Regions from separate parts of the Mus musculus genome. Here all the other regions are linked to region 1. The links are chromatin loops, found by intact Hi-C in ENCODE. Cell type or tissue: heart. All regions are shown on one strand.

What was found. Peaks named below come from ENCODE experiments on the same cell type or tissue, not always from the same donor. Only the 100,000 strongest peaks of a DNase experiment are listed, where the experiment ranks them.
Region 2: a loop joins it to region 1, with 7 times the contacts of the local background. A loop is called at or near these places in 20 of 42 quality-filtered maps.
Region 3: it touches region 1 in a loop (4-fold over the local background); 23 of 42 quality-filtered maps call a loop at or near these places.
Region 4: a loop joins it to region 1, with 3 times the contacts of the local background. A loop is called at or near these places in 7 of 42 quality-filtered maps.
Region 5: it touches region 1 in a loop (2.0-fold over the local background); 3 of 42 quality-filtered maps call a loop at or near these places.

The regions. Positions count from the first base shown.
Region 1 is chr10:120,861,794-120,866,793 of GRCm38, reverse strand. All of the region lies in intron 2 of Msrb3 (methionine sulfoxide reductase B3), which reads left to right. Gm15910 (predicted gene 15910) reads right to left here. Exons shown (of 3, transcript NR_038023.1): 3 at 3,466-5,000. Among named protein-coding and RNA genes, the nearest start is that of Gm15910, 6.7 kb to the right of the region's middle. In heart, a CTCF peak has its summit at 2,147 (motif pointing right); no DNase peak of the experiment used is centred here.
Region 2 is chr10:120,584,964-120,589,963 of GRCm38, reverse strand. No RefSeq gene overlaps it. Among named protein-coding and RNA genes, the nearest start is that of 4930471E19Rik, 49 kb to the left of the region's middle. In heart, a CTCF peak has its summit at 2,591 (motif pointing left); no DNase peak of the experiment used is centred here; H3K27ac peaks cover 394 bases.
Region 3 is chr10:120,245,647-120,250,646 of GRCm38, reverse strand. No RefSeq gene overlaps it. Among named protein-coding and RNA genes, the nearest start is that of Llph, 21 kb to the right of the region's middle. In heart, a CTCF peak has its summit at 3,046; no DNase peak of the experiment used is centred here; H3K27ac peaks cover 786 bases.
Region 4 is chr10:120,428,578-120,433,577 of GRCm38, reverse strand. All of the region lies in intron 3 of Hmga2 (high mobility group AT-hook 2), which reads left to right. Among named protein-coding and RNA genes, the nearest start is that of Mir763, 17 kb to the left of the region's middle. In heart, a CTCF peak has its summit at 1,941 (motif pointing left); DNase peaks (open chromatin) are centred at 4,437 and 4,957; H3K4me3 peaks cover 576 bases; H3K27ac peaks cover 2,672 bases.
Region 5 is chr10:120,743,050-120,748,049 of GRCm38, reverse strand. No RefSeq gene overlaps it. Among named protein-coding and RNA genes, the nearest start is that of Gm35182, 6.9 kb to the left of the region's middle. In heart, a CTCF peak has its summit at 2,789; a DNase peak (open chromatin) is centred at 2,739; H3K4me3 peaks cover 1,280 bases; H3K27ac peaks cover 3,029 bases.

The DNA of each region.
Region 1 (5,000 bases):
TCAATACAAAATAACTCCAGAGCTAAAAGGAAATAATAATTGAAACAGGCTCCTAAGATTGATCGTAATGGGCTGGCCTGCTGGAAGCCTGTATCTCAGAAGTGATTTATCATTTTCCAGCTCTGGCTTGCCTTTCTCCTTATTTTTTTAATAATGCATAATTTTAACTAAGAGCTTATTAGGTGCATCTGAGTTATGGTTCACTCATGTTTGTCATTAAAGGTCATTTTTCTCACTCAGGATTTCTTGGTAATTTCCCACAACAGCTCCTGTAAGTATTATAAAGCACCCCGGGCCCGGAGCAGAAACTTTGACCACAGTTCTGTCCTTGGCTTGTGTGTGACCCTGGACATGTCTGTGAGCCTGCCCAGATTTCCTTCTCCTCTTCTTTAAAATGAAGAAGGAAAGTTAGATAATCTGTTCCATCATGGAATTCCGTGCTTTGTTTTTCTTCTTAGCTACAGTTTTCATTTCTGGCTGGAGGTGAATTACATCGCAAATGTCAGTATTAATTATTACTCCAGACCTACAGGAAAGTCTGCTAGGTAGTACTTGAGCACCAGAATCCTCGTCACTAAAGCAAGATGAAAGGACTATCCGAAGAGGGATCGTGCAGCAAAATTTGATGCACAGTTTTAATCCTAGGGAAAATTTGGTATTGCGGTGGCTTAGATCAGATAGCATGGTAGTTCTTGGCCAACTAGAGGCGCTGTCTAGATAGGTCTAGTTCTAGTTCTAGTGATAAGCCACACTTCACACCATGCACACAGGAAGCAGTTGAGACTCTGAAGTCACCTCATCGACCTGTTTAACAAACCAGCCCACGACTGCTAGGTCGTTTGGGAAGATAGCGTTCTAGTGAATAAATGAAAACTCCCAAGGGCTCATTCCGAAAATGGGGTTTGAAATACAAAGACCATGCTCTGTGAGAGGAGAACTAGTGAACCAGGGGCTTGCGACTCTAGAACGTGACACAGCGTCTGGTGGTTGGTATTTCTTAAACGAATATATATGCACACATATATACATACACACATGTATACATATACACATATACACACATATATACACACACTATATACATATTCACATATATACATACATATATATACACATACACACACATATATACACACACAAATACACATACACACCTATATATACACATATACACATATGTATACATACACACACATATATAAATATATATATACACACATATAAATGCACACACACATATGTACCATCTAGAATTTATTTGCCTTTTTCTCTAAAATAGTATGAGTTCATTGGTTTATTAGTTGTTTGAAGGTGCATACATAGTTCTTATACTTACTACGAGAATTAAGAACTCTGGCTCATCTGGTCACAGCTGTGGAGCAAATTAGTATGTTTGTACTTTATTGAGTACAGATGCACACAACAGCATCTCTGTAAAGCAAAAAGCACCATTTTCAATTAAAACTGACAATAGTTCATTAGCAGCAACTGGTGTTACATCTACTTTAAAATCACCCCGCCTACCCACTGGAACAGCACAGTCTCTGTTAGTGCTGTTAAAATAGGCCTGTTAAAATCCGGACCACCTCCTATGGTCTTCTAGGAAACAAACAAATCAACCAATCAAACAAACAGTTTTGTGGACACAATGTGTTTGTAGTTTCTCGTTTTCTATTGTTCTTGTTCTAAAACCCCTGGGCTCTGCGAGAGGAGCTCAGAGCCTGTTCTCAGGCAGACAGGAAACCACTGTGAAAAGGACCAGGGTTTGGTAGCCCTTGGTTCTCTGTTGCTGTCACTAGTACAGTTCTGATTTTTCTGCTCACCATTTCCACAAGTTCATCTCACCTAGATTTTTAATTATACTAACATTTTGAAGAATACATAGAAACACAGATATGTATGATGTGTACGTGTGATATGTGTGTGTGTGCATGAGCGTGTGTGTGTGTGTGTGTGTGCATGTGAGCATGCAGTTCTTCAGGCTTGATGCGGGGCCTCGTACATGCCATATACACTAACAGGCCAGGAGTGGTGTGTTTGTTTGTTTAAAGAGGGATAACTTTAAAAACAGAGACAAGTTTCTGCATAGTTTGCAACAGAATTAGAAAGCAGCTGACTGGTTGCTACACCTGCCTTCCAGTAGGTGGCGCTGGCTTTACATTTCTTTCACAGCTTGTACTGCAGTGTTAGCATTGAACACATAGGTGCATTGTAAAAATCTGAAAGTATGTAAGGAATATCCAGTTAAGAACATATGGATTTACGAACCACACTTTCCCTGCCTATACCGTGTTCCGACGATATGCGTAGAGTGAAACCTTTTTCGTTTTCAATAGGACTCCAACCCCCTTTACTCCGACGTTTCTTGGAAATGTCTTTCATATGTAGACTCTCTACAAACTAAAACAAGTTTTTGTAAATTAACTTATCTTGTACCAAATAGCTGATTTAGCAGTAATTTATAGCTTTATATGCAGCTAAATTTTCTGCAGCGGACCACCCAAGAATTAAAGAAAACTACACATTTTGTTTTGCCATGTTTTGGATTTTTATAGAATCTCGAGATGTTATTAGTTAAACATGTTGAATGTTAAGCATGGATCAGTTTTTGCATGAATGGAATATTTTAGGAAACTAGAAAAATTATATTTTAAATATTTATTAATGAGTTGATTAATGAGTTGAGTATTTTTGAAACAAGATTTAGTAGCTTTATAATATAGTAAAGCTTCAATTAATATGGAAAACTTGATATGTGGTGTTGTTTAAAAAATCATTTGTGGAGAATGCATATTTTGTCAAGGCCGATTTGTCACAAAATAATGTATATGTATAAATCCAAAGTGCCAGGCATATGCCTTACTAAACTTTGTTAAATGGCAAACAAATCAATAATTATAAAATCCATAGTGCAGTAGAATAGTCAAGAGAGGCATGGAGAATATCTTAAACACATTTCAGTATTTCTTCTTGAACATTAAGCATAACAATGAGTGTAAAAGATATAAAACATTACTGTCTCCAACACTTCTATAGGATAAGAAAGTCAGCGCCTTTAATCCCAGCACTCGGGAGGCAGAGGCAGGCGGATTTCTGAGTTCGAGGCCAGCCTGGTCTACAGAGTGAGTTCCAGGACAGAGAGCCAGGGATACACAGAGAAACCCTGTCTCGAAAAACAAAACAAAACAAAACAAACAAACAAACAAACAGTCAGGACAAGATGAATGTGGAGACACTGCTTAGCTAGGCTGGTTCTGCAGTTACCCATGCTCACAGAGATGTTGGAAACGATCAGAGAGGAATGACAGGATCTTCCCCGCAGCCCCTGTGCATGATGAAGCAGCGAGCCAGAGGGAACTGCAGAACACGCCCCATCACACCTGTGGGTTTTCACCATCAGTCTTGCCCAGTTTAGAGTTTCAACTGAAACAGTTTAGTCAGCAATCAAACTTTTCATGATTCCTTTTGCTGGATACATTTTAATTTAAAGTTATTTAAGCTAGGTTATTGAGACAGAGTGACAAAATGATAAATAAGCAAATGTAGATATTTTGTGCCTTCACATTTGAAAGCAACTATTTATGGGAAAGCTTAACATCTGTTAGAAATGCCTTAATTTCCCCCTTTATCTGTATTTAATACGCCCACACAAGTATCACTTATCTAAAAATGCTTCAAAAGTATTTACTAGGTACACAGTGGATTAATAAATTATATACTTGCACAGTTACACATATTAACTTTTATGATAAATACTTCTCCCTTCAACACTACTTTATGATGCTTATATTCAGCCACGCGATTACAGAGAACGGGATATTATTTTAAATCAATAGATTATTTGAATTTTAGGCAAGCCAGGAAAATCTACCATTGTAAATATCTTTACAGTTGTAATTTTATAAGATTTTACTGCCAGAATACATATTATCTCAGGATGACTCATTCCACTTGATTAATATTTTAATATCACCCATGTGATTTTATATAACTTAACCTCAAGTTTCAGAGCCTTTTACTATAGTTTTGGCATTGATGAAGAAACAAATTATATATTCCTTACTGGTTTGTTTTTATTACCAGTTTGCTGTGGGGCCCCGGAAGCATCCTTTTCTACCTTTTATTCCATGTCTTCAACTGTAAACTAAGAGTTATATAACATTTATTATTATTATTATTATTACTTTTACAATTAGACAGAATTCTCAAGTGTTACATTAGCCGAAAATTTCCCAAACCTTGTAAAATAGAACCTCCACTTCTTGCTATCCAAGAGAAGAAAGCGGAGAAAAGAAACCAGGGAGCAGCCGGCTAAAACCCGGAGAGGACGATGGGGTGGCCAGGCAAAGTATTTCTTGTTACAGGAAATGCTTGGATCCTGTAAAGTACCAGAAAGGCTGAGATTTTTGACTGGTTGATTCACTGCTCCATTCACACCAGAACCACGTCTGTCACATCACGGGCACCCGATGCATGTCTGTGGACCGGGTGAATGTCGGTGAACAAGCAGTGGTGGCGCCCGCCTTTAATCCCAGCACTTGGGAGGCAGAGGCAGGCGGATTTCTGAGTTCGAGGCCAGCCTGGTCTACAGAGTGAGTTCCAGGACAGCCAGGGCTACACAGAGAAACCCTGTCTCGAAAAAAGAAAAACAGAAAAAAAGAAAAACAAAACAAAACAAACAAACACCCCTTAGGCCTCAGAACAGTGCCTCAGGAAGATGGCCGCTGGAAGGAAGTACTTTACTGATGCTCTTGTGAGTCCTCATAGACACTCCCTTGTCGTTTAACTATAGAGGCAGGAGAAGGGTAAGAAATGTTTTGCTGCTTTCTGCACCATACGGCAGGATGGCTTCCTGGGACCAGATTTCACAGAGGACAGGAAAGGGTGTCAAGGACGAGGTAGCTGTACCTAGCGGGGCGTGGAGCTGGCAGGAGATGACCGTGTGCTTGGGGAATGTGAGTTAGCAGTAGTGGGGCATAGTAAGGTACCACAGAGCATGC
Region 2 (5,000 bases), 280 kb after region 1:
CCCCAGTAAAGAAGGCAACAACAGCATGTACAAGCACACTGAGAAACGCAAGTCCAGTTACACAGTTGTGATTTATTGGGTCTATGGAGACGCAAGCAGTGAGGTCCAGGGCCTAGGGTGATAAATGACTTCTCCCCAGCCTGAGGCATGGTGCTTAGATCAGCACCCTGTGTGCCTGCTTGCTGAGTTGTAGTTAAGGGAAAGGAAAACACAGTACATTTCCAAAATAGCAAGGATAGCTTTAATTTATCCAACCTGGTTAGGGTCTTTTTTTCTTCTTCTTCTTCTTCTTCTTCTTCTTTTCTTAAACCATCTTTCCAATCATGGTTTTTATTAAGTATACAAGGCTTTCTCGTTCCTGTGGGTTAACCTAGCTTTCCGCTTGTGTGGAGGGACATGGGAGACAGTGAGAATGGGCCCATGTGGTGTAAAAACAATGTTTTGCTAGTTATCACCCAGGTGAAACAGACCTTAGTAGCTATTGTACTTGGGTCATAGCATCATGGGTCTTGTCTAACGCTGTCTGGCCATCAGGAAGCCTCACTATGGGAAACCTCATCTTTGCCTGGCTAACATCTCCAGAGACTAAAAATACCTTTTCTAAGTCTAACACACGAGCAAACCAACAAAGAGACCACAGAATGTTTTTCCAGCAAGCATGGCTTCCCAGATTTTTTTTTTTTAACTTTTCATTTTAAAAGCATTTCTGTTTCTTTGCATTCTCTCTGTCTCTCTCTCTCTGTCTCTTTGACTCTCTCTCTCTCTCTCTCTCTCTCTCTCTCTCTCTCTCTCTCTCTCTCTCACACACACACACACACACACACACACACACATTGAAATAATGATGTCTTCTAGGTTTTATAAATGGGTTCCTGGGCTGGCGAGATGACTCAGTGGTTAAGAGCACCGACTGCTCTTCCGAAGGTCCCGAGTTCAAATCCCAGCAACCACGTGGTGGCTCACAACCATGCGCAACAAAATCTGATGCCCTCTCCTTGAGTGTCTGAAGACAGCTACAGTGTACTTACATATAATAAATAAATAAATCTTAAAAAAAAAGAAAAAAATATTTAAAAAAATAAATAAATAAAAAATAAATGGGTTCCTTACTGCATCTTGCCTGAAAAGAGTGTTCAGCACAAGTCCTATTGTGCTGCTTGTGAAGTGTAAGGTTTCCTTAACATAAAATGAGATTTGTTGTTGTTGTTGTTGTTTATACTGAAACACCCTGACATCACACCCCTTTCTTTAAGCAGTGATATGATTGCTCTGTTGAAAAATAAGGCGATATTGAAGTTTAGGATAACTCTCGCTCAAATAAAATCAATCCTAGTGATAGGTTTAGAAACAAAGGAATCTTACATGTCTGCTTCTGCTTTCTTTGTGTTCTTGGAGGGGAAACTTCGGGAGCAGTGTGCATGAAGAGGGGATTGTTTTTGTGGAGACAAGTCTGGTATTTCAGGAAAATAAGAAAGTAATAACAGATGTAAAGTCAAGGTGAGAAACAGCGCACCCTTCTCCCTCCTTCCTGCCCTCCCGCTTCAAGTCACGTTCCATCTGGAATACTTTAGACCGTTCCCCAACATTTTACTTACTGAAAATAAAACCTGGAAATTTTGATCTGCTTGCCCTCTGTTTGGGACACTAAGAATTAAGCCTTAGTTCCCGTGATTTACTTAGAGAGTGAAAACTAATAAGAACTCAAATACTTTGTACATTATAGGCTCGAATATATCACCATACTCAACTTTGTTCTTGACAAATGACAGTTTCTACTTCACCCCTCCCCCCTCTTACCACCCACCCAGCTGGGTTCCATTTCTTCTGTTTTACCCAGTTCTTCAACATTCCGTGCAGTCAGAGCCTACTTTTCCAGATTAAACTCAAGAGTTACTCAAACAACCACAGGTTCTCTTTCACTTGAACTCAACATACCAACTTAGCACACAAGGCTCCAACAGTAGACTTTTATCTTTCTGAATGACTCTGAAATTATTACTTGCTATAAGGCACATCAGAGGCTGGAGAACACTGCTTCCTTTTAGAGTCTTGCAATAGGCTCTTTCTCTCTGCACTTGTCCCACACTTGTTCAGGAACAAGCTGCTTTGGCTCTGCTTCGAAGACAGCCTGTCTGTCTCCTGGCTTAGTTCTCCAGATCTCATGAAGAGAGAGATCTTCTCCAACTTGGTGCCAGGGCCTCTACTTCACACATTGCTCTTGAAGGCCACTCAAGAGAGCCAGTAATCTCACACGAGGGTCTCAGACAGGATAGGAATCAATGGGTTAGTTTCTAGGCAACCAAAAAACAAGTGAGGCACTAGGCTGTGGTGGCACATGCCTTTAATCCCAGCACTTGGGAGGCAGAGGCAGGCAGATTTCTGAGTTTGAGGCCAGCCTGGTCTACAGAGTGAGTTACAGGACAGCCAGGGCTACACAGAGAAATCCTGTTTCGAAAAACCAAATATAAATAAATAAACAAATAAAAATTAAAATAAAAAAGAAACAAGAGAAGCTGGTAGAAATCAGCCTATGGTAACACTACTAAAAGCATCCATCTTGTTGGTTCTCAGTAGTGGTGGTACTGCCCCCTAGAGGCCTTTTCAGAAATGCTTGGGTACACTAGCTTCCACACTTGCAAGGCATACTCCTTAGCCTTTCACAGAGTGGGATTGCTACATGCCTTAAAAGGCAGAGTAAATAAACTCTAAAAGGAGGTCAAATCTTCACTCTTTAGACAACCCCCCGGCCCCCGCAAACAGTCATATAAAAGAAAAATTGTCTGCAACTACTTGAGCCTAACCCTAAATGTTACTTCACATAGAGACACAAAGTATTTAAAACACTCTTAAAATATGCTGAAATTTCAGAGTAACAACCAACCAAAAAGCAAAAGAAAGATAGCTTGGCTTTGTTAAGATCCTTCCCAGTGAGACCCATTTGCATTTTGGAAAGTGATGCCCACAGCTACCAGGCTCCACTCAGTCTTGATTCAGCTGGACTGTAAAACCTATTTGTCTGCATCTGTAGATGTCACAGAAATACATCCTAAGAGAGATCTAAGGCTTGCGTGTCTTAAAAGATGGGACATTTTTCTTTGATATTTTGTTGCCTCCCTAATCCATGTCATAACATTGAGAATTATTTTGACATTACAGTTATAAACACGGACCAGCTCACTTGCAAGAGTATTTCCAGACTTGGAATTTATTTTTCATTGACATTTTTTCCATACTGGAATCAGAAGACTTCCATCTTCTGACTATCGGAGACCACGCTGCCCAGCATGTGGATGCTCTGCCAGCGATCAGTTCCTTTGGTCCTTGTACCCATGCCTACTCTCCTGTCTCATTTCACCAAGCATCTGGTACAGGATGACTTGTGGCCTCCTGGACTGCACTTACTCACTCTGAGTAAGTGCAAGCGTATAACCACTGTGTTGTGTCTTCAGTATCTCTCTGTCTGTGTATTTACATATGGAGGCACACGTGATTTTTATTACGTTGTTTTCTCTTGGTTGTCCCTCTTCTAACAGGTATTATGTTATAGGTGGATGACTTCGGTTACCTCTGCGCCTTATTTTAGGGTTCTGTTATCCTTCTGTTGTTGTGACAAATACCTAGGCAAAACCATTTACAGTCTATGGCTGTTTGGCTCCTGTGTTTCCAAGCCCAGAGTGAGGCAGAACACGGTGAAGTTTGCCCACTTTACTGAAGTTGGGAAGGAAAGTGGGGGGAGAGAAAAGGAAAGGGCCAGGTGTAATAAAGAGTAGACCCCTTTCCCAAGACCCAACCCCACTGGTACACTTTCTCCAATTAGGCTCCAGTTCCTAAGCTTTCTACAGTCTCCCAGGAGCTCACTAAATTATAACCCCACAAATGAATGAATGCATTCATGGAGTAAAAGTCCTGTGATCTAACCACCTCTTGAAGGCCCCGCCTCAGAACGATTCTGTGCTGGAGACCATTGTTCAGTATTTGAGTTTGGGGGCCGGGAGACCAGGTATACAGATGGAAACTGTAGTAAGAATGACAGGGGGTGATATTTTTTAAAAAGCATTAGACTTTATAGGGTTGTTTTGATTACCCTAGATCCATCATCACATTAACCACCTTTATCCTGAAAAGAACTTTCATCACGGAAGGAATTGAAATTTAGAATATTTTGTGGATAGTGTGAGTATTAGCTAACCAAAGCGATCCCAGGTATTGATAAGAAGGAATACTGTGGCAGCATCCTTTGAAGGCTGGCCTTCTCCAAAGAGTCCTGATTTATCCAGTGACCCAATTCCAACAGGACTGTGTAAAGTTGCATTTCTTCACCTAGCACGATGTTCCCCACCTGTGGTGGTTTGAATGCGAATGGCCAGATGAGCTGGCATTTGGATCATTTGGTCCTTTCTCCCTGATATTATCAGGTGGGCAGGATTTGTTCCTTCGTGTCCAATACTTTCTGCTTTGACATTTCCATCTTGGGACACAGGCAGAGATGTTATAAGAAAGAGAAGCTTTCCTCTAATGGTGTCATAGCCAAAAATCAGTGGAGTGGCAGAAGGTCCCCACCCAAAGAGCCTTAGTAATGAAAGGTGCAGGTTGCTGGGCTCATCTTCTCACAGTTTTCTCCAGACTCATCTGCTAATGGCCATATGCCATTCCTACATGAGAAGGATGCAGTTGTTCCAGAGACATTTAAAACCACCTAATGAACAAACATTTTAACATTTTAACATCTATAGACACCATTTCTTCATGAAATTTCTCAGCGGGTGAAACCAAACCAAACCAAACCATTTTTATTAAAGTGAACAGTGAATGAAAATGGGGGAAAATATTAAATATCAAGAAATAAAAATTTAAAAGTCAAGTGATTAAATTGAAAAAAATGTACTAATTTGAAATAGATACTCTATTTAATGTTTGTTACATATGGTATAGTTGGAAGCCAACAATTAGTGGAGCCAAAAAAAATTAGTAAGCCAGAACATATCCTACTAAAGGATATG
Region 3 (5,000 bases), 620 kb after region 1:
AGGTGCCTCCGAGTGTGTTTGTGGTTGGGGAACTGAGAGGGTGTGAATGCGCTATCTGGGTGAAGTAGATGGCGCCTTTGCATCTATCTCTCTTACAAATCCTTTGTTAAGTTTGAACTTTGGCAAGTAGGAATATATCTTTGCGAAGTCCAGTCACTTTCTCTGGGAGCTTGTGGGTGGGGGTTGGGGACTGAACTGCCCAGAGTTTGTGATTAGTGATAGAAAAGGGCTTTAGCCATTTGGTTTGGATGGTGAACGAGGTGGTAAAAGAGCGGACGTTGATCAGATGATCAATAATCAGGAGTTTCCTTTTTCTTTTCAACCTGCTCATCTACGATTTGGGTTTTACGTCTCAAGATGAACGCATAGCCGTGTTTGAAACATTCCGGAAGCTGCTTTTGTGGTGTTTTCCTTGGGTAGCTTTGGGAATATGCGTGGGAATGGTTGTTCCTCGAGGTGAGATTTTTCAAACGTCAGGCTCTGCAGAGGTATTCACGGGATTCTTTCGGTGATCTAGTGTGTTTTAAATTCAAATGAAGGAATCTGTAGACATTGGTAAGTAGCTCCTTTATCCTGGTAGCTCCTGCTTCAAGTTAAGTGAAGATCAACATCTCCTGTAGGTCTTGGTGCCATTGTTCCTGAGGTCTGAGACCTCCGGCATCCAGGAAGCTGGCATCACTTCTTTAAGACACAGGGAGACACATGAGTGGGACCAGGAAGGAGGAACTTTACAGACAGTAAAGTCAGTGAAGCTGGACATTGCCAGCCTGAAGGTAACCAGGCTCCCAGAGCAAACGCCTGCTTTCGAAAAGGGGGGTGGGGCTGGGGGATGTCTCAAAAATAGGGAAGAATTTGGTGACTAGCATAAATGTAGGGATAAAAATCACCATCCTCAAAAAAGGTACAGGTGTTCTATACAGTCTACAGGTATCCAACACATTTCTTATTTGAATAGATGGCGTATGATGAGAAAATACAATGAGAATATGTAGACTATTTGAAAGCGTGATCACCACGAATAACTCATGGACATTGTGGAAGTTCCCAGACAGGGCTGGGTGCCACAGGTATCTGGGAATCCAGGGAAGAGTTTGTGTTTCTCTCTGTGCCTCTCTTATTTCTTTGCCCTTTGTCCCCCCTCTCCGACCCCCCCAGTCCTTCCTCTCATACCGCAGCATCTACAAAAGCACAGAATAGTTCCCCAATGTGGTAGAATATAAGCTCCATATTTTGTACAACTCTGGAAGTATTTTTGAGAATTGTAATGCATCTTAACAAGGCATCAACAGAGAAGACACACAACTACTCACACCAGGGATACGTGATATATATTTTTTAAATCCAAAGAACTTGAAGTTGGCCGGACTGGAGCAAAATTTCCCTACGGAGGTGCTAGAACCCATTCTCTGTCAACCTTTCCTTTTCTCTTCTCAATTATTTTCCTAGTCCTGCTGGAACGGTTCCTCTTGGCCCATCTCACTACCTGAAGGAAGTCTGACTGAGGTGTGGACAAGGCTACACAGGCTGCTTCATTGTGCACTATTTAACTTCTCTTGAATATCCTCAGATTCTGGTATCTGTCTTTTGTAACCTTCGGTTTTAGTTTAATGTGTGTGTGGTGGTGGGGCAGCTGGGAGACATATATTGGAAGTGACAGTGACTATTTTTAAAGAACAAAACAAAATTTTTGAAAATTGTACCTGATAATTAAGTCTCTCTGGGAGGCCATATGTTGATCCAGGTGTGGGGCGTTTGTTTATAAAGAAGTTTTTTTTTTGAAAGCTGGCTACACTTAGAGATAATCTCTGTAAGGTTGGTCTCACTCACCTACATTTAAGTTAAACCACTTGATTTCAATTAAATAAAGCCATGGTGTGTTCCATAGCAAGTATTCCCAGGTCTGAGGCGGCTGCAGTTACTTACTTCAGTTTAAGAAACATTATGGGGGGGGGGGGGGAGAGAGCTGACTCAGGATGTCAGCCCACTGCCTCCTCTTGCAGAGACCCAGATTCAATTCCCAGCACCCACACTGTGCACGCAACCACCCGTAACTCCAGATCCAGCGATTCTGATGCCCTCTTCTGGCCTCTGCAGGCATTTGATTCTTGGACTACACAGACACCCGTGCAGGAAAAACACCAACACACATAAAAAACAACTCTTCAAAACAAACAAACAAACAAGGAACCATTGTCAACCACTTCCAATTGGAAGGGGGGGAAAAAAAAAGAACTCATTTATAAAAGTCCAAACTATTTATAAAAGAACATTCAAGAACCTGTAGTTGATCGTATATGAGAAAGTGGTCAGGGTTTGGTATGGAAGGAGAGAAACGTCATATGTATCTGAGTTCATCATGTGTACTTTTGCATGTTAAATAGAAAGGAACTATCTCAGCAGGTAAAGTGTCAAGATTGGAAGCAAGAGGACCTGAGCTTTGGTAACCAGAACCCACTGCAAACCCTGTATGGCGGTGTCAGGAGGAAGAGAAGGAGGAGGGGGAAGAGGGGGAAGAGGAGAAGGGGAGGAGAAGGAAGAGGAGAAGGAGGAAGGAGAAAGAGGAGGAGGAGGAAGAAGACAGGGAAGGGGAGAGGAGGAGAAGGAGGAAGGAGGAGGAGGAGAGGGAGAAGAAGAAGAAGAAGAAGAAGAAGAAGAAGAAGAAGAAGAAGAAGAAGAAGAAGAAGAAGAAGAAGAAGAAGAAGAAGAAGAAGAAGAAGAAGAAGAAGGGGGGGGGGGAAGAGAAAAAAGAGGAAGAAAGTGAATTCTGCTTTAATACTTGAAAGTGCACCGTTAAATTTCCCTCTTCTATGTCTTGGTGGCTAGGGCATCCCTAGCAGTTTAAATATGGCTGATATTTACATCTCATCTGCTAATACTTTGTAGGGAATTAGTTTAAGCAATTAAAACCTTCCCCTTCCCCCTACCACCCATAAAACAGAGGGCTGTGAAAGAAGAAGCCAACTAGCTGCTTCTAGTCCAAACTGAAACTTGATGCAGTTTTAGTAATTGCTTCCTCAAGACCCTTTACTGCCATCTGTGGGGCATTTACAGGTATTACCGCCCAGACTCCCTGCTGACTTCAAGACAATAGAGAATTAGGGGGTTGTGGGGAGAAGGGACCGTGGCCTACAGGACTGTGAGAAATGCCTCCAAACAGACTTCTGGGTCCTTCCAAAGGCTGACACTGCTCCTGTCTGCACATCACTGATAAACGGCTGAGTCCTTCAGGTAGGTCTCTCCTGCTGTTGCCTTCCTGCAAACGCCTGTTGCATCCAGGTCTCGAGAAGGAATGTTGCTGTTGTATCTGGAGGTCCCTGCAGGCCACGGCAAAGATCCCTTCAGCAGTGTAGGACCCTCTCTGGGGGAAATGGTTTTTAAGGAGTGTGAATTCAACTTTCCATCACTTCTGGAGGCAGGGCCATAAATTCCAAAGGTCTCGGGCAGGCCTGGTGGAATGCAGCATTTCAGACAAGCTCCAACGATGGGAAACAGATTCAAGTAGGTGCCATCAAAGAAGGCAACTGGTCATTGGAGACGCAGCTGAGGTTGGGGTACTGGGGGTTCAGGGAGAGGAGAGGACAAGAGAGAAGCCCTGTGGGGCTCAGGCAGCCAGGAAGCCCCTCATCATAAAGACAGAAATAAGGTTTGGCTTCATTCTTTTCAGCCCACTGATTGCTTTATTTCAAATTATCCTAACTACTTAGCATGGTAAATTAAGTTGAAACCCCCACAAGTTTGAGGAGGATGTCATCTAATCTGATTAAAAGGAATATTCCTCGTCACAGGCTGGGAAGGAAATGAAAATTACTCAGAGTGCACCGCTATTTGCTAATTTGCATAGGCTTGCACATGCTATGCATCAGAAGAGCATATGCTCTTTACTTTTAATGAAATAATTTCCCCTCTCTAAAGACCGTTAGAGTCTCTGTCCTTCCTATCTGTCTTTCTTTCTTCCCATCTGTCTCTTTTTGAATGTTAAGATTATTTCATGGGAAGGGTACATAAAATATGCTAATAATCTCCCCGCTGCGGGCAGGGCTGGGAGGTCCTGCTGCTGCCTCGCTGAGCGTCCCAAAGGTCCCCCTTGCCAATCTCATATAATTAAAGGCTCCCTTTACAGCCCTTAGAAGGTTAGACTTGATTCATCTGAGGCTTCCATTGATGGGGCAGGCGGTTTAAACCCAATCCTTTGGCTCGACTTCCCAAATAACTTCTTCCTGACCCCAAGGAATAGCGCCTAAATCAAAATGAAAATGAAGGGGAGAAAAATCTCCATCAAGCTCATGCCAACCCCCATCAGCAAGGTCTGTGATGGTCCCCTTGTGGCTGCGCATGCGCTGTCACTACCTTTGAAAGGTGGCTGTTTTTTGTTTTTTTGTTTTTGTTTTTGTTTTGTTTTGTTTTGTTTTGTTTTTTTGCCTCCTCTGCTCTTTAAGGAAAAAACAAACAAACAAACAACAACAACAACCCTGGACAAACATTGGCCGCTGCTGAAGGGGTCGCTCTCATTTTATCAATGGAGGCAAGAAGGCCCAGAGAGATGAGATGATGGGTTAGCAGCCAGAGGCTGGGGAAAGATAGGAAGGTTGAAATGGAGCTATGTTTTGGAGTCTCTGTGGATATTCATTCACTTTTGGTAATATTTTAGCAGATCTCATGTCTAGTTGTAATGTAGCCAACAGAGGAATTCTAGTGAATTCCCCAACAAAATTACATTAGGATCAAATGTGATCGTTATAAACACTATCCAGATGTTGGGGATGGACTGCATATAGCTCTTTAAGCCCCAAATTACAGTATAATAAATGCAAGCATGGGGACCTGCCAATACATCTGAACTTCGTGTCGGAAACCAGGTCTGACCTTAATTTAACTCTATAAGGAACCATGAGTTTCCTCACTTGAGAGGTAAGGCTGCATCCGAAGAGCTCCAAGTCCTGTAGTGTCCCAGGCTTTACCGCTCCCTTGAAGTGGGATCGGATCCGGTTCTGGAGCCCAGC
Region 4 (5,000 bases), 430 kb after region 1:
GCTGTGTATGCCTGGGTGAGCCTGTGTGAGCGTGTGTGTGTGTGTGTGTGTGTGTGTGTGTGTGTGTGTGTGTGTGTGTGTGTGTGTCTATACAGGTGAGCCTCTTCAAGGACGTTGGAGCTGGAGCAGGGTTTGAGGGCTTCAAACTCAGCTATGGGTGGCTGGCTTTTTCTTTGTAGCTCTGGCTGTGAAGTGATTTATGGGAGCTGTATGGGCCATACATCACCTTCCTGGTTGCCTTTGGTGACACCTTGTCACATTCTTGTGGGCCTGAGGAATTCATTGTTCTTGTTTGAACTGATAAGAAAGAGAGAGAGAGAGGGGGGGGGTTGGGGGTGGGGGAGAGGGAGAGAGAACTACAACAACAACATAAAAACAGGGTTGGGGGAGAAAGAAAGAGTTAGTTAGAGACTTTCTGAACAAACCCCTGGGAAAAGACAAAGTGGCAGGCAGCTGACCCGGGGAGACTTGTGTCTCCTGCAGTTCTGCCTCAAGTTGCAGGAAGCTGTGGTGGACTGAGTCTAGCTGAAGCTTTGTCTGCCCTCCAGAGATATTTCTTTTTTGCTGGGAGGTTTTCCTCAGAGGACATTGGAGAGGGCAGAGAGGGAGGGAGTGGCTTTCTTCAAGACCAGCAGATAGAATGGCTGAGCAGGGCTTGCAAAGCAAGGTCGAATGACACAGGTCTCTGGGAAGACTAAAACTCAGGGCTGTAACTTTTGATGTGAGCCGGTTCCTGCAACGTTCGCTCAGCACTCCAGCGTGCTTTTTGGGCACAGCGCCATGTTGCCCTCTCCCCTTTGACGTGTAGGGCCCCGGGCTCCACTTTGTATTTTGGCAGTCTGCATACAGAGGCTGGGGTTTGAGTCCAGTGCTTTGAAAGACAAGGAAGAGGAGAACGGTTTTGGCGTGGGGACTGGCCAAAAGTTTGTGTGTAATGTTTTCAGATGGTCTTATCTCCCACGTCAGTAAAGCAAGTGAATGATGCATCTGGATTTTTAGATCTCCTCCCTGATATCTTTTCTTTAAAGAGGAAAAAAGATTACATTCTTTGCACCTGAGAAAAGTAACAGATCAGATCATGTGTGCCACATCGGAGGAACTGGAAAGCCTCCCGCGTCCTTTGGGGACAATGGCTGTTTTTGTTCAAGGCAGTGATGCGCAACTGTGCCACTCATACTCTGTCATGGGGCTTGTTGATTGGAAGAATAACCTACTTACAAGGCGCCCCCTATGGCAAGGCACTGCCCCACCCCGGTTTAGCAGTGAGGGATTTGCGTAGCAGGTACCCTTTTGTGTTACATTGTTACAAGTCCATGTGGTGTTACACTGTAAACAAGTCCGTGTGGTGTTACACTGTAAACAAGTCCGGTTTTAATGCCGTAAATCACTTCACCTGGAAGCAGCCTTCCCATGCCCTGCCCATGCACACCTCCATTTGAACTCCAGCCATTGAAAGCCAGGTTTAGTCTTCCAGAAATGGATCTTTTTTTGCAACAGTGTTGCCTCCAGTCCTGTACGCACTGCTTTACCATTCATCCCCCAAGGTTTCCTTGTGCTGTCAGCAAAGGATGCAGGAAGATCTGCAAAGGTAGGTGCTGGGGAAGTCAAGAGCAGCCATTAGGTGATCCTGAATACAAATGAGAGAACACTGTAGTAAATGGGCAGGCAGCCTTGTGAGATGGCAGAATTAAAAGAGAAAGCCACTTTCAGAAAAACACTTCTTTCCCTTCCAATTATCTTCCTTATTTCCAAGGGACATTAATAGGTAACTACCTAAATATATGTGATGATGTAATAATTCCAGTGCATTAATTGTATGTGTGTGTAGGTATCTACTTTTTAGATCTGTAAATGCAATTGCTTTGTGAGTCTGCTAGGCCTGCTGGTTCTACTTTGGTGGGGCACCTAGCTTGCAGTCTCCTGTGGTGCTTCACTGCTCTCTGCTGGAGAAGCCCATGCCAGCCCAGGCATTGAGGGTGGATGGCTGTGAAGGAACACAGGTGTGATGACTTGCCTGCGAGTCTCCCAGCCTCTGCGTTTAAATTCAGTGCAAGATTTTTTTTCCCCATGCCAATCAGGAACTGTAAGGCTCCAGTCATGTTGTTCAGGCTGGAAGATACAACTGCAAAACCATCCAGACTTCAGCCTCTTCCTGCAAACGTTGCCCTCCACAAAAGTATCCTGGGTAATAGTGCACAGAGTCTGTGGGGTTTCTCAAGTTATTTCCTTTCATTCCCGACACAGGAGAATAATTTATTCTGTTCTATACATCTACATCAATAACCTATATCAATAATCCCAACTCCAAGGGAAAGTCAAGCTCTTTTGAATAAATGATATTATGCTTGATATATATATATATATATATATATATATATATATATATATATATATATATGATCCAGAGAAAATGGACCAAGAGTATTAACTAAATAAGCATAAAGCATGTTAGGACATGTTTCCTCCAGACTTTTCCAAGGAGGAATAAATATTAACTTAAACCCTCATTTGCATGGATAAAAATTGCCATAATTTAGAAGCTACACTTCTCAAGTTTGAAACAAAAGCCCAAATACAAAAACCACTAAATGTCTTAGAGGACTATCATTTCAGATATAAGTTCAGTGTGCATATAGATTTGTTTATGCACATGGTGCGTGTCCACACATACACACATGTCCACATCTAGGTATTTCGATGGGAACTCGGAGTGAAGCTGTAAACTTTAACACATCTCCAGAATGTTTTATGCTCTGGAATCTCTTCACATGAAAACAATTTGATGAGTAGAAATCATAAAAGCCAGCCTCCCAACGCAATTAGTGCGACTCCATTCCTCAGCATTCCAAGTGAATTATTGCTGCGCTGTCAAAGACAACAAAAACATTTGGGAAGGACTGTTTATTTTACAGCGGTTGACCAAAAGTATGCAAGTGGTTACAAAAAAAAGTAGCCAGCTAAAGTTGGGAGGTGCCACTCACACATCCTGAAATCCATTCACAGAGCTTTGACAGTCACTCCTGGTCACTGCAGAATAAGATCCCAGGAAGATTCGTTTTCCAGAGGAAAAATGGACTCAGCCGCAGAGCATTTCAGTCCAGAGCAGATTGCTAAGACCTCTGCCCACTGTCCTGTGGCACTGCCTTCTCGCCTCACTCCTAAGACTTCCTGGTTCAGTTAGTTCTCCCTTTGTTTGGTTGGTTTTGTTGTTATTTTGCTTGCCTTTTTCCAAAAGAGCTAGGAAAACGGTTTGAAAACTATCTTGTTACTACTGTTGTTCTGGGAGAGCCTGAGCTGCCCTTGGTATTTAAAGGTTAAAAGGAAGGCCGCCGCTGACAATCTCATTCAACTCTTGAGTTCAAATAGTTCATCTCAGAACTAAGTGGGAAAATAGAAAGTTTAATAAACATTAAGGATAAGAAAATGTAAGCTTAGAGAGGATCCAAGGCTTGAATAGGGTGTCAGACATGGCTGTATGAAAGGACTGGCCAGAAATAGGAGAGAGAGAGAGAGAGAGAGAGGCGCGCTCACACATACACACACACACACACACACACACAGAGGGGTTGGGGGAGAAATATGAATGAATATGTAGCCTGAGAGTTCTGAGAGTTGGACAATCTCCAAGTTCTCATTGGAGAATATGAAATGAGTTTTCCTTGATGAGAAGACATTGTTCCAAGACTCTGAATCTTGAGGCCAAGGTTTCTTTTACTTTAAAACCAAAAACAAAACCATCAGGTTTGGGGCTTTGTGGCAGCTCATTCATTGCACTTCTGAGAAGTGATATTAATCCTAACTGCCTCCGTGTAGTGTAGCCTTTCCACACTGATGTTTGGCGTGATCTAACATCACCCAGTAAATATTGATGACAGCATTCCTTTTAAAGCCACGCTCCTGCATTTGGTAATTTCCATACAGTTCCACACAAACATAGCTGGTTTTCTTGTTGGTCTGGGAGTTTGGGATGGTACCAAGTCTCTGCCGTGTATTACTAGGGCAGTGGACCCGTTTTGAAGATGCTACGGGCATCCAACGCTTTGCCTTCGGAGGGTAGACAGGGAAAAGGAGGAATCAGGCGAGCACCGATGGCCTCTTCCAACCTATTTCCACAGCTTCTCCTTGTCCCAGCCTGTTCCCAGTTTGCAAGTTTTGGGTTCTCTTCGTGCAAGAGACAGTTGTCCCTGTTCCTCATTCCTCGGTGCAGATGTTGTTGTTTGTGCCTCCTGAGTCACAGAGCCTTGTCATTCCCTTCGCCTTCTCTCTTTCTGCAGTGTTAATCACGTGTTTGCTGGCCAGGCTATGCAAATAACGCTTGGCTAAAAACATTTAAAGGATTATGAAGCAATCTTCCTTAATTGTAGCGAAACAAAACAAAACACAACACCACTCCCACCGATCCTCCGCTGAACAATCCAGTTAGGATTGGAACAGTCCAGACCTCAGCCTTGTCCTAGGCCACGGGAGAGGCAGGGAGGGGAAGGAACCGGGAATCCGCTCCATATCCGGGACTCCTTCACAGAGCTCGTAAGGGTACAGCCACCCTCCCTCGTTCCTTCCTGCAACTGTAGCCTTTCCCTCGGCCCAGACATGGCTTGAGGGCAGCGTCTGGCAGGGCTGGTTCTGCAGCCTACTCGGAGGTCCAGGCTGTGAGGTTTGGATGTGGCTTTTGCTGATCGGTATTTCCATCTCCTGTCCCTGGGCGGTCAGCTGCTGGCATGGAACCACAGAGCCTCATTCCCTCCCAGTAATCAGCCTGTCACCAAAGCCGTCTTCTCTGCCCAGAGGGAAGCGGGCACAGACCCCGCCGATGACTGCATGCCCAACGCAACCTTTGCAGCGAGCTGAGCCTAAGGCGTGCCCGCGCTTCTGTGGCTCCCGGGAGAATCCTGCTGCTAGTTGCGCAGTCGTGCCAGTTGGCCCCTGCACACCCTTTTGGTTCATACTGAAACGGCCAGCAGTTCGGGGAAGGAGGAAGCCTCTGCGGCTCCGCTATGCCG
Region 5 (5,000 bases), 120 kb after region 1:
TGATCTCTAGGTTTTTGTTTGTTTGTTTGTTTGTTTCCTGTAAGGATGAAGCTTTCAAATCTCATTCTAGCTTTGGGGAGAAGGTTTTTTTGGGGGGTTTTCGTGGGGTTTTTGGTTTGTTTGTTTGTTTCAGAATGCATCCTGAATTGGAAAGTCTGACGCACAATTCATGGTATTTTATCATTGTTTTTATTATGAAGATGACACCGTTTTGTTTTTGTTCATCGTAAGATTTATTGCTTGGACTCAGTGGTCCTTTCTGAGAACCATTTTCCACTGTGTGGCCAAGGATGTCCCTCTCATGGCCTCTGTAAAGGTATTCCTTGTCATGTTTGGCGTTCTTTCTCATTTGTGTTCAAGCTATGGATTTGCAACTATGTATTTACAATCTGGATCCCCAACAACCAGCTACATAACTGACAGCCAGCTACCGCTGCACAGTCCAGTCTTGGAAACAATACTCTATATCCAGAGATATTTGCTTTTCAAGTGAAGCAAACAACAAATCCAACAAGATCATAGTGACTAACATCCACTGAGCATGTGCAATGCCCATTGGACACACTACTTAGCCACACACAGAAATGGCTTGTGATTAATATTTATTTGTTTGTTTATTTTTGCAGTAGAGTCTTGCTACGTAGCTTTGGCTGTAAGGACAACTTGGTCTTGAGCTCACAGTGACCAACCTGGCTCTGCTTCCCAAATTCAGACATTAAAGCTATGTGCCTCCACTGCCACGGTAAAGCAAGTTTTTAACCCCTGAAATTGAGAACTCTCATGAACCCCGCTGTCTTTCTTCTTTCCCTTTATTGGGGGGGATTTTAGAAATGTATCCATATCTCATAAACAAGCAGTCCTGAATACAATGCTGATAGGGAACTTGATCCAAGTTCAGTCGAAAGTGTGACAGGCCTGGGATTCTCCTGCAGGAAGGCAGTGGGACGTCAGAGTTCTGAGTTCCACACGGATCTTGGATCTTGTGCACGCAGGGTTTGTGCAGGTTCAGTTTACTTTAGGCTCTCTTTCAAGCGTGTTTTCTTTTCTTCTTTCTTTCTTTCTTTCTTTCTTTCTTTCTTTCTTTCTTTCTTTCTTTCTTCCTTCCTTCCTTCCTTCCTTCTTTCCTTCTTTCTTTCTTTCTTTCTTTCTTTCTTTCTTTCTTTCTTTCTTTCTTGATGGAAAGATTAGGCACTTGATCGACTCTCTGATGGTGCTGTATGATAGGACGTACAAGCATCAGACTGCTGGGTGTTCCAGTCTACGAGGTCCTGCTGTACAGACACCCTTTGATAAACCAGCAATCCAAGGCACAAATGAAATACAAGGACAAGAGTTCTGAGGTCTGCCTTCAGAACCAGGAGCAATCGCCACTTCCCATTGTTGGTGACCTCTGTGAAGGGTGGAAGGTAACGAGACTCACACATACGTACATCCACATATTGCTAGTTCCTGCATAGTCTATACGCAGATAAAGACTTGAGAAATTGGTCGTCCTTTGGTTTCGGACCCTGGGACAAGGAGTCGAGGTACATATTTTACACAATGGAGCAGACCTGGTCTCCAGGGTCTCCCAGAGTCCCTCAGTCCCTTCCTGGCACACCTTGACCCCAACCTTGAACTTTTTAACCCAGGGGCTGGGCTGCCCTTCCCTCTGAGGTTTCTCCCTATATAATCCAGACTGCCCCCTCACCCCCTCTGTGTGTCTGTGCACGAGCACACATGTTCAAACTGGTTTTCAAGTGTAACACGTTTCCCAAATGACACTGAGGATTTACGTTGTGTGTAGATCCCTGCAATGCCAGTTTATACATAGGAATGGAGAATGGACAAGCTGGGCTGTAAGTTCCCTGGGAAGTGACTAGGGAGGACAGGGCTGCCAGGATCAGCAGACACTGCCACAGAAAGCTGAACTTGGGTGACTCCTCTGTCACTGCCCTGTCCTTTCCCCTGTGACTTTGGCTAACACTCCCTCTTTCAGGCCTTTAAAAAGACATTGACTATTGCTTGTCTGCATAAAGAAAAAGTATTGCCTGGTCAGGCAGGGAAGACCAACTGGTGTGTGTCTTTAGTACTGACATGAGGATACAGGCTCCAGCAGGAATGAATCTCTCTGCTCTGGAAGCAGCTCATCTTGGTTTAACCAAACACAAAACTCAAAGGGGTCCAGGCAGTGGTGGCACATGCACTTGGGGGGCAGAGGCAGGCAGATTTCTGAGTTCAAGGTCAGCCTGGTCTACAGAGTGAGTTCCAGGACAGCCAGGGCTACACAGAGAAACCCTGCTCCGAAAAATTAAACACCAAAAATCAAACACCAAAAACCAAACCAAAACCAAAACCAAAACCAAAAAACCTAAAACTCAAAGGGGTTTTCCTCCGGTCCATGGGGCGATTTTTAAGAATGGCTCCTTGTGCCTGGCCCTTTGCCTGGTACATTTTTGTGACTTCCAGTCAAAATAGATGGATTCAGCCAGGATTTTCACTTTTCAAAAACAGTCACTGCTGGGTTCCTTGAAACTGCCACCACCAAACACTACCCCCCCCCACCCCCACATTTAAAACATGCTTTGATTTCTTGGAATTGGAGGCGCGGGGCTCCGAAGGGCCGCTACGACTCTGAAAAAGGAGCTGCTAGTGCCAGAGTTCCCACTGCCTGGGCGGCTATTGGCGGCTCTCCTACCACCAGCCTGGAATGCACACAAGCGGGCTGCTCTCCCCACTTTATCACAAAGGAGCTCATTTTGTGAATGAACAGCGCAGCCAGCAGCACAGCGCTATTCCGGGCGACCTTTGCCCGGGGATTGGATTCCCTCCCAGCGGGGAGATCAGGCCTTAGGAAAAGGTTAGTTCCTTGAGGTCCAAGGCCTGCTGGGCAGAGGTCTGGAGAGGGAAAAGCTCCGAGAACTTTTCTCCTCCCCCCAACCCCTCCCTCACCATCTCCAGCGACCGTTCTTCTGGCTGCTGTAGCTTTCTGTGCCTTTGTGGGTTTTTTTTTGGGGGGGGGGGACTGGCGGGTGTGTGTGTGGGGGGGTGCTGATTGGACTCTGCAGCAAGGAGCTATATAACTCCTGCAATTTTTACTTTTTTTTTTTTTTTTTTTTTTGGTAGCTGCCTAGTATTTCCCCGCTGCTTCCCAACAGCAATTCTGAGGTCCTCCCGAGTTTCCACCCCTTCCTCTCCATGCCACCCCCCCCCCCACCGTGGCGCTTCAGTTTGATGTTTTTTTGGTATCAAAGCAAGGTCTCCAGGAACCCTGCAACTAAAGACTTTAATGAGGACCATGCTCACGAAATCCTGGCTGCCAAAGACATGATGATTTATGCCCCTCACTCTCCCTAACAGCAAGAGGACTATTTGTAAAAATAAAAAAGCCGCTCATATGGAATTAAACAAGAGCATAGCTGCTTCCTTCCAGACCCCGGGAGCTTAACAAAGAGCATCCACACTCCAGCACATGGCGGGCGCCGGGCTTCCTATCACACAAAGCTAAATCCTGTTACCTCGGGCAGAGGCACACACTCTCTCTAAAACCCTGCCGGCAGACCTCAAAGGAGCAATGCAGAGGGCAATCAAATGAGTGGCCAGAAGAAAGAGGGGTGCCAGGAGCTTAGACCGAGGTCGAAGCACCCACCTGATGGGCTGCTGAGGGAGGAATTGAGGTGTTTGGTGTAAGATGGTTGAGCGACTGGCAAATAACTATTTGGTTTGGGTCAGCTGTGTGAAAGGCGGGAACCCTGAGAGCTCCCTTTTCTTGGATCTAGCATTATTGTTTCTGGGATAACTGGGGGTTCCCTCCTTGGGGGTTTTTACTCTTGTTAATAAAAGACTTTAGAAATGGACTCCAAGGAAACTCTGGGACAAGTTTATTAGAGTTTGAGAGAAAAGAAACAGAGTAGACAAACTGTAAGTTTTGGCAGCTGCCAAGAGGGGAGGAAGAGAGAGACAGAGAAAAAGAGAGACAGAGACACACAGAGAGAAACAGAGAGAGAGAGAGAGACAGAGAGAGAGGGACACACAGAGAGACAGAGAGGAAGAGAGGAAGAAAGAGGGAGAGAGGGAGGCGAGACATGTCTTTTGAGTTAAGAGGCAAGGACCCTGCCATTTTCAGCAGTAGACAGCCAAGCAGCAGCTTGGTAGAAGGAGCAGGCAAGCTTCAGGGAAGAGATGGGAAAGTCCAGTGTGTCACTGAAAGCATACTGAGGTTTCTGGGCCGTAGAGTAGGCAGGTTCTGCAAAGCTATGCAAGTGGCTGCATCAGCAGAGGGCATTCTGGGAGGAGGAAGAAGTAAGTTATCACATGAAGGGGGTGGTCATTCCTCCCATGTTCTCGCATATCTTTTTTTTTTTTTAAGAATTATTTATTTTATGTATGTGAGTACACTGTTGCTGTCTTTAGACACACCAGAAGAGGGCCTCGGATCCCATCACAGATGGTTGTGAGCCACCAATGTGGTTGCTGGGAACTGAACTCAGAACCTGTGAAAGAGCAATCAGTGTTCCCGCTGAGCCATCTCTCCAGCCCTCTTGCAGGTCTTTAGACAAATCAGCTTCCCTGGAAGTGGCAGGGTGAATAACTGATGCGCTCTGCCAGATTAACTCTTAAGGGAGGGGACAATAGTGCATCAGGTTGTAATGTATGGAGCCTCTGTGGACAATGTCGTGCCACTACTCAGAGCCAGAGGCAGTCTATTCTGGTTGAGGATTGGGCCGTGCGGATGAACTGACTAAAGAATTCAGGGTTGCCGAGGGCACAGACGTTATTGCAGAGAGACAATGTGAAGTAATTAGAGCAGTAGTTCTCAACCTGTGGGTTGTGACCACCTGGGTTACATATCAGATATTTACATGACACGTTTTAACAGTAGAAAATTTGTAGTTACCAAGTATCAATGGAATAATTTTACAGTTGGGAGTCACCATACCATGAGGAACTGTATCAAAGGGTTGAGGCTCTAGGAAGGTTGAGAACCACTGATGGGAGAGACAAGACTCAGGTTAGAGATG